Linked DNA regions of Homo sapiens: region 2 is linked to region 1. Evidence: chromatin contacts called from ENCODE Hi-C or POLR2A ChIA-PET data. All regions are on one chromosome and are shown on one strand. The core of a region is the stretch at or near the end of the contact, and the rest is flanking DNA. Distances in the headings are between cores, read along the strand shown.

Region 1 (3,062 bases), core at 168-2,667:
GGTGTGATGGTCATGGCTCACTGCAGCCTCAAACTCTTGGCGCGCAAGTGCCACCCCAGCCTCCTGAGTAGCTGGGACTACAGGCATGCAGGCATGTGTCACTACACTAGGCTGATTTTTTTTTTTTTATTTGTAGAGATGGGGGTCTCCCTGTGTTGCCCTGGCTGGTATTAAACTCTTGGGCTCAAATGATCCTCCCGCCTTGGCCTCTCAAAGTGTTGGGATTACAGGTGTGAGCCACCACACCTGGCCTGTTGTGTGTGTGTGTGTGTGTGTGTGTGTGTGTGTGTGTGTATTTTTTTTTTTTTTTTTGAGATGAGTGTCGCTCTGTCGCCCAGACTGGAGTGCAAAGGGGCATTCTTGGCTTACTGCAACATCTGCCTCCCAGGTTCAAGCGATTCTTGTGCCTCAGCCCCCTGAGTAGCTAGGATTACAGGTGTGCACCACCACACATGGCCAATTTTTGTATTTTTAGTGGAGATGGGGTTTTGCTGTATTGGCCAGGCTGGTCTCAAACTGCTGGTCTCAAGCAGTCCAACTGCCTCGGCCTCCAAAGTGCCGGGATTACAGGCGTGAGCCACTGTGTCCAGCCTGTTGTAGATGTTTTTAAGTTAGTTGCTTTTTTTTTTTTTTTTTTTTTTTTGAGATAGTTTCACTATGTTGTCCAGGCTGAACTTGAACTCCTGGGTTCAAGCAATCCTCTTGTCTCAGCCTGTCTGGTACCTGGGACTGTAGGTGTGCACCACAGTGCCCAGCTCTGTTGCTTGCATTTTAACTTTGTTTATGGCACTTTTTGTGTAGTAAAATCTGCCTTTCTTTAGGGATGGTTTCTGGCCTTGATGTTCTGCTTTGAGGGACTTCTACTTGCCAAGATTGAAAAATAAATTTAAATATTTGTTCCTTTCTCCACTCATATGCTCAACAAGAATTATTCTGTGCAGGCAAGAGAAGTGTTTAGATTCATTATTTGGGAGTTAGACTTGTTTTTCTGCATTTCATGAAGTCTTTGAAGGTCTAGAACACTGGACAGCAAATGTTAATTGGAACAGTCAGGTGAAGTCACGTGCTATAAATTAAGGACAAATTGCTGACCTTTGCCTCTTAGATGTTTATACCTCAGATGGCTGCTCACACTGGAGATAGTTCTAAAAAAGTATGAGTAGAATGGCTTCCATTCTGATGAAAATTATTTTCTAAAAGCTTTGATTTTTAGTGTATACTGAGTTAGGTTACGATGCTGCAATTTCTTTAACTCTTACGTTGCCATCAGAGTGTGGGGGAGTTTAGGGGAGTAGGGTAAAGTAATGCAAAGGGAAAGAAAGGAGGATGTGAGTGGAAATAATTACGTAGGGAGGAAATGGTGTAACAGTGCTAAGGAGTGGCAGTGCAGATTTTTGTACAGACAAAAACCAGACAGATCAGTGTTAACAGTGGCTCTGTTTCCTGAATTACATTTTGTTTTCTTTCTCTTCTCAGTTTTAAGCATTTTTGGTCCGAAAACAGGTTGAAAACCACCACTTGCTTTAACCAGATTATTAATTTACAGTTTGGTTATTTCCATGGCACACATGCACTATCACTCTGTCTTTGTGTGTATGTGTTTAAACAATCACTACTTTTTATTTTTAAAATGTTTCCATCTATGAGCTCACTTAGAACAGTCATGATTGTTTGAGTGAAGAATCACTGTGTAATTTCAAAAGTGAAACTGATACGAAACTCATTTGCTCCAGAAGCAATAAAGTAGTTGTCAGCCTCAGACTTGATTCTCTGTAATTATAGGAAAGACTGTGGTTTTCTTTATTGTTCTTCTCCTCTTTAGCATCTGATACAGATGTCTCAGTTTCATAGCTGAGACACCCAGTCTGTAAGCAGTATCTTTTAAACTTAGACTTAATTAGGATGGATTTGTAACTAGGAGATTTACAAAAGAGGATATAAAGCCAGAGAAGTCTTTAATCTTTTTTTTTAATTTTTTTTTTTTTTTTTTTTTTTGAGACAGTCTCGTTCTGTCGCCCAGGCTGGAGTGCAGTGGTACAATCTCGCCACACTGCAACTTCTGCCTCCCAGGTTCAAGCGATTCTCGTGCTCCAGTCTTCAGAGCAGGTGGATTATAGGCATGCACCACCGTGCCTGGCTAATTTTCATATTTTTAGTAGAAATGGGATTTCACCATGTTGACCAGGCTGGTCTTGAACTCCTGGCCTCAAGTGATCCTTTTGCATTGGCCTCCTAAAGTACTGGGATTATAGGCATGAGCTACCTTACTTGGCCTTAAAAAAATTATTTAACATGCTATGTACTTCAATTATCTGCTTTGTTTATTGGCTTAGCCACAGTTATTTGTGTGTGTGTGTGTGTGTGTCACACTTATTTGGGATTTTTGACATTGTAAGAGTATGACAATTATTGTCAGGATCTAGGAAATAATTGCTAACTTTTCTTAACACTTTACAAAGTACTTTTATAGGCATTTCTCTCAGGCAATAAAGAGAGGTAGGTTGTAGGGATAAAAAGTGATAAAAACTGGTGATTACAACCATCAAGGATAGGAAGAGGGAAAATGATACAGGTGGTTCTTAAATCCAGTTCTTTGGAATTCAGATCCTACATTCTCATTATTTTTTCTTCTTATACCCTTCTCTATAAGCAGAGATAATGATAAACAGAGTGTTTCAGTAATATGAAGGGATGATAGTTCAGAAATGAGGTGAGGGTAAGATTTTTACTGGGCCAGAATTGTGGTAGATGCATAATTAATCCACATAAAGGGTCAGTATTAGTCCCACTTTACTGAGGAGAAAACAGATAAAGTAGCTTGCCCAAGATCACACAGTTAAAAAGCACTAGAGCACAGATTTGAATTAAGGCTTCTGATTCTAAGGTCTGTTCCCTTTCCTCTATACCACAGTTTCTTAAACTAAATTTTAGAGAGGTGGGGAAGACTATGCAAAGGTTAGGAAAAGTGAGTGATTTTAATTGTAAATTACATTGTAAATGTTTCAGTGTGATTAATTTGAATTCTGTGGTTTAACACGGGTAATTAAAGAGCATATTGTAAT
Region 2 (3,062 bases), core at 251-2,750, 410 kb after region 1:
GCTTGAGGCCACAGGACAGAGAGCAGGGAGGGGGAGGCCAAATATTAGCTGAAAGAAGGGAACTCAGACCCAGGAAAAAATGAGCAAATTTTCTTCTTTATGACTGGGTATCTGCTTCTCCATGGCTATGTTTAGCATTCTACATACTGCTTGGATATAAATCCCAGCTTTTCTAATTCTTAGTCGGATAATCATAGGCAGATCACTCAATCTCTCTGAGCTTCATTTTCCATCTGTAAAATGGAAATGATAATAATAGTAGCTATCTCCTAAGGTTGATATGGAGGATTAAATGAGATTGTAGAGGTAGAGACTGTGTACTTTGTGTCTCAAACATAGCGACTGATCAGTAAGTATGCCATCATCATCACATCACTATCACCACCACCATGATCATTAGTTCCTGAGCTTAACAGGAAACAAGTTCAGGGGTAGAAAGGCATTATTCAGTACTTCTTTAAACATCAATCAGTGTCTCACAGAGCTTGGTACTGAAGATTCAGCTTAAAGGCTGTCTAGATAAGTAAACAAACCCCACGCTTTGGGAAGGTAGGAGAGGGTTAAGGATTTTCAGGAAGGTGGTTATGTACAAATGGGCTTCCTTGGCACCAGAGAAGGGGAAGGGAGAAGGAAATGGAGACGTTTTTGTGATATCAAAGTCACCTGTGAGACAGGATGCTGAGTCGATGATGACCAGGAAACTGCTTGATGTAAACGTCTGTGAAATGATGAAGAGGCCTGTGGTGAGAACCACCCAGAGGCCAAATAACCTCATGTGGCTGCATTCTGTGTCTCTTTAGTCTCAGTTTGTTCTCAGTTGCATGGAAACAACCAAAGTTGACAACCAAATCTTTCAGCTACAAATCTACCTCACAGCTCAAATCTACCTTAGAGCTAATCTGAGCGTGCAGGTGTCTCTAAAAATAACCATGTTACATTCGTTTTGTTGGGAGGCTCTGTCTAATAGTTAAAAATGCTCGCTAGCTAGTCAGGCTGAACTGACCTGAGTTTGAATCCTGGCTCTTTTTTTTTTTTTTTTTTTACTAGTTGTGTAATTCTGGACAAGGTAGATAATGTCTCTGGGTCTCAATGTTCTCATTTGTGCAGGGACATGATAATATCTACCTAATAGGGTGATTACGGAGATGAAGCGGGATAATGCAAATAAAATACTCAGCACAGTGCCCAGCACACAATAAATGCATGTTGGTGATTATGACCGAATCTTTTGTATGAATTGTTTTCTGGTTAATGGGGAAATAAGACAAAAAAATGTAGAGGAAGAGAAGGGAAATAAGAGATATGGAAAAGAGGGGCAGGATGTTAAAAGCTGATCCTGGAGACAGGTACTTGGTGATTGCCAAAAAAAAAATAAAATCCTGAGAGAGAAAAAGGATAAAGATGGCAGAGACTCAGAGGCAGAAGCTCAGCCTTGTTTTTTGCCAAGCTTTCATCCATCTGGCCTTGGCTTCTGTGCTTGCTTTTCCTTCCAAGTGGCAGCTTCCAAGCCTGACGGTGAAACCCAGGGCCGGGAAATAGAACATCTCTGGATCACCCTAAACTTCTGCACTCAGTGAAGGCATTTAAGAAATAAACATATTCTTCTTTTGCAATATAGAATTCCTTTGAGACTAATACAAGAGACAAGCCTGTCAAGTGAGTCAGCAGTGACCACAGGCTGATATAATCCAATTGCTTTTTGGCTGACAGCTCAGGCAGAGAAAAATTCACTCTGATGCAAAGGTAAATGTAGTTTAAATCTCAACACAAAATTCTGATCCTCCCTAATCAGCTTCTATTCCCAGTCTATGATGACCCCAGACACCAGAAATAGCAGAAATACCATTAATACATTTCCTACTGTTTGGGGTATAATAATTTAATCATTGGTAAAGGTAAAATGTTCAAAGGGTAGAATAATTCAGATTATTTTCAGGGTCTAAGAAAAAAAAATAGGCCAGGTGTGGTGGCTCACGCCTGTAATCCCAGCATTTTGGGAGGCTGAAGTGGGGAGATCACATGAGCTCAGGAGATCGAGAGCAGCCCGGCCAACATGGTGAAACCCCGTCTCTACTAAACAAATACAAAATTAGCCGGGTGTGGTGGTGTGCACCTGTAATCCCAGCTACTCGGGAGGCTGAGGCAGAATTGCTTGAACCTGGGAGGCAGAGGTTGCAGCAAGCCGAGATTGCACTACTGCACTCCAGCCTGGGGGACAGAGTGACAGTGTGTCTCAAAAGAAAAAAAAATGAAAAAAAGAAGAAAGAAAGAAGAAAGAAAGAGAAGAAAGAAAAAGAAAGAAAGAAAGAAAGAAAGAAAGAAAAAAAATAGAATATCTTTCCTCAGAATTGGATAATAGTAGATATTCTAGTGCACCATCCAGCACAGATGGACATACAGAAAATGAACATAAACTTGCATAAGTGATGAGATAATCTAGAAAAATACAACACATGGTTAACTATATCCTTTTTTTCTTTTATGGGAAGAATGGCTGGTCTGAATAGACTCCTATGGTGTTATGAATTCTAATCAACTACAAAACCAGAGCGAAACTGAAGTTCTAAAATGGATTTTCAGTATGATCTCTTCTGATGAGCCTTTGCAAACACAGTAATTTAAGACACCAAGTTGAAGCCTGGATCTGCATATCAAAATGTAGGGCACGCTTACTTAGGAGGAAGATCAAAGGGCAGTTTTTACATTATAGAAAAAACTAGCTTAACCCTGAAAAATAATTGCTTTTATAAAAAATTAAATCATTTGAAGTCATGTATTATGATCAACCCCATCTGTTCAACACACACACACACACACACACACACGTTTTTAGGAAAGATGAGAAATTAAATGTTCATTTCAAATTGTTGCTAAATTGCTTTCCTGAGATGTTATATCCTGGACCTCCGGGATGGCTATGATTGGAATCTGTCTGCCTTTATTTCTAACATGAAAACACCATGGCCCGCCTGTGCAGAAGGTGACTTCCCAGGTATCTGAGCACCTTGGGGAAGCTAATTTCTACAAACCGCAAAGGAACTCTCTTATTTCCCTATTCAGGC

The links. A loop is a pair of places that touch in the nucleus more often than their neighbours do. ChIA-PET counts read pairs that join two places held with the same protein, here RNA polymerase II (POLR2A). Pooled maps may share reads with other maps.
Region 2: a pooled map shows a loop between it and region 1 (4-fold over the local background). The contact joins two enhancer-like sites. A Hi-C loop is called at or near these places in 4 of 37 single-sample maps with no recorded cell type and 10 of 50 pooled maps. POLR2A ChIA-PET finds 5 or more read pairs at or near these places in 6 of 52 experiments (Caco-2, HEK293, OCI-LY7 and 3 more).

The regions. Positions count from the first base shown.
Region 1 is chr4:39,352,331-39,355,392 of GRCh38, reverse strand. All of the region lies in intron 1 of RFC1 (replication factor C subunit 1), which reads left to right. Among named protein-coding and RNA genes, the nearest start is that of RFC1, 12 kb to the left of the region's middle. RefSeq lists an enhancer at 1,249-1,298. Within about 2 kb of position 1,417, at least 8 of the 41 ENCODE cell types and tissues checked have a DNase peak (open chromatin) inside an H3K27ac peak, as active enhancers do.
Region 2 is chr4:38,947,254-38,950,315 of GRCh38, reverse strand. No RefSeq gene overlaps it. Among named protein-coding and RNA genes, the nearest start is that of MIR574, 81 kb to the right of the region's middle. Within about 2 kb of position 1,500, at least 10 of the 41 ENCODE cell types and tissues checked have a DNase peak (open chromatin) inside an H3K27ac peak, as active enhancers do.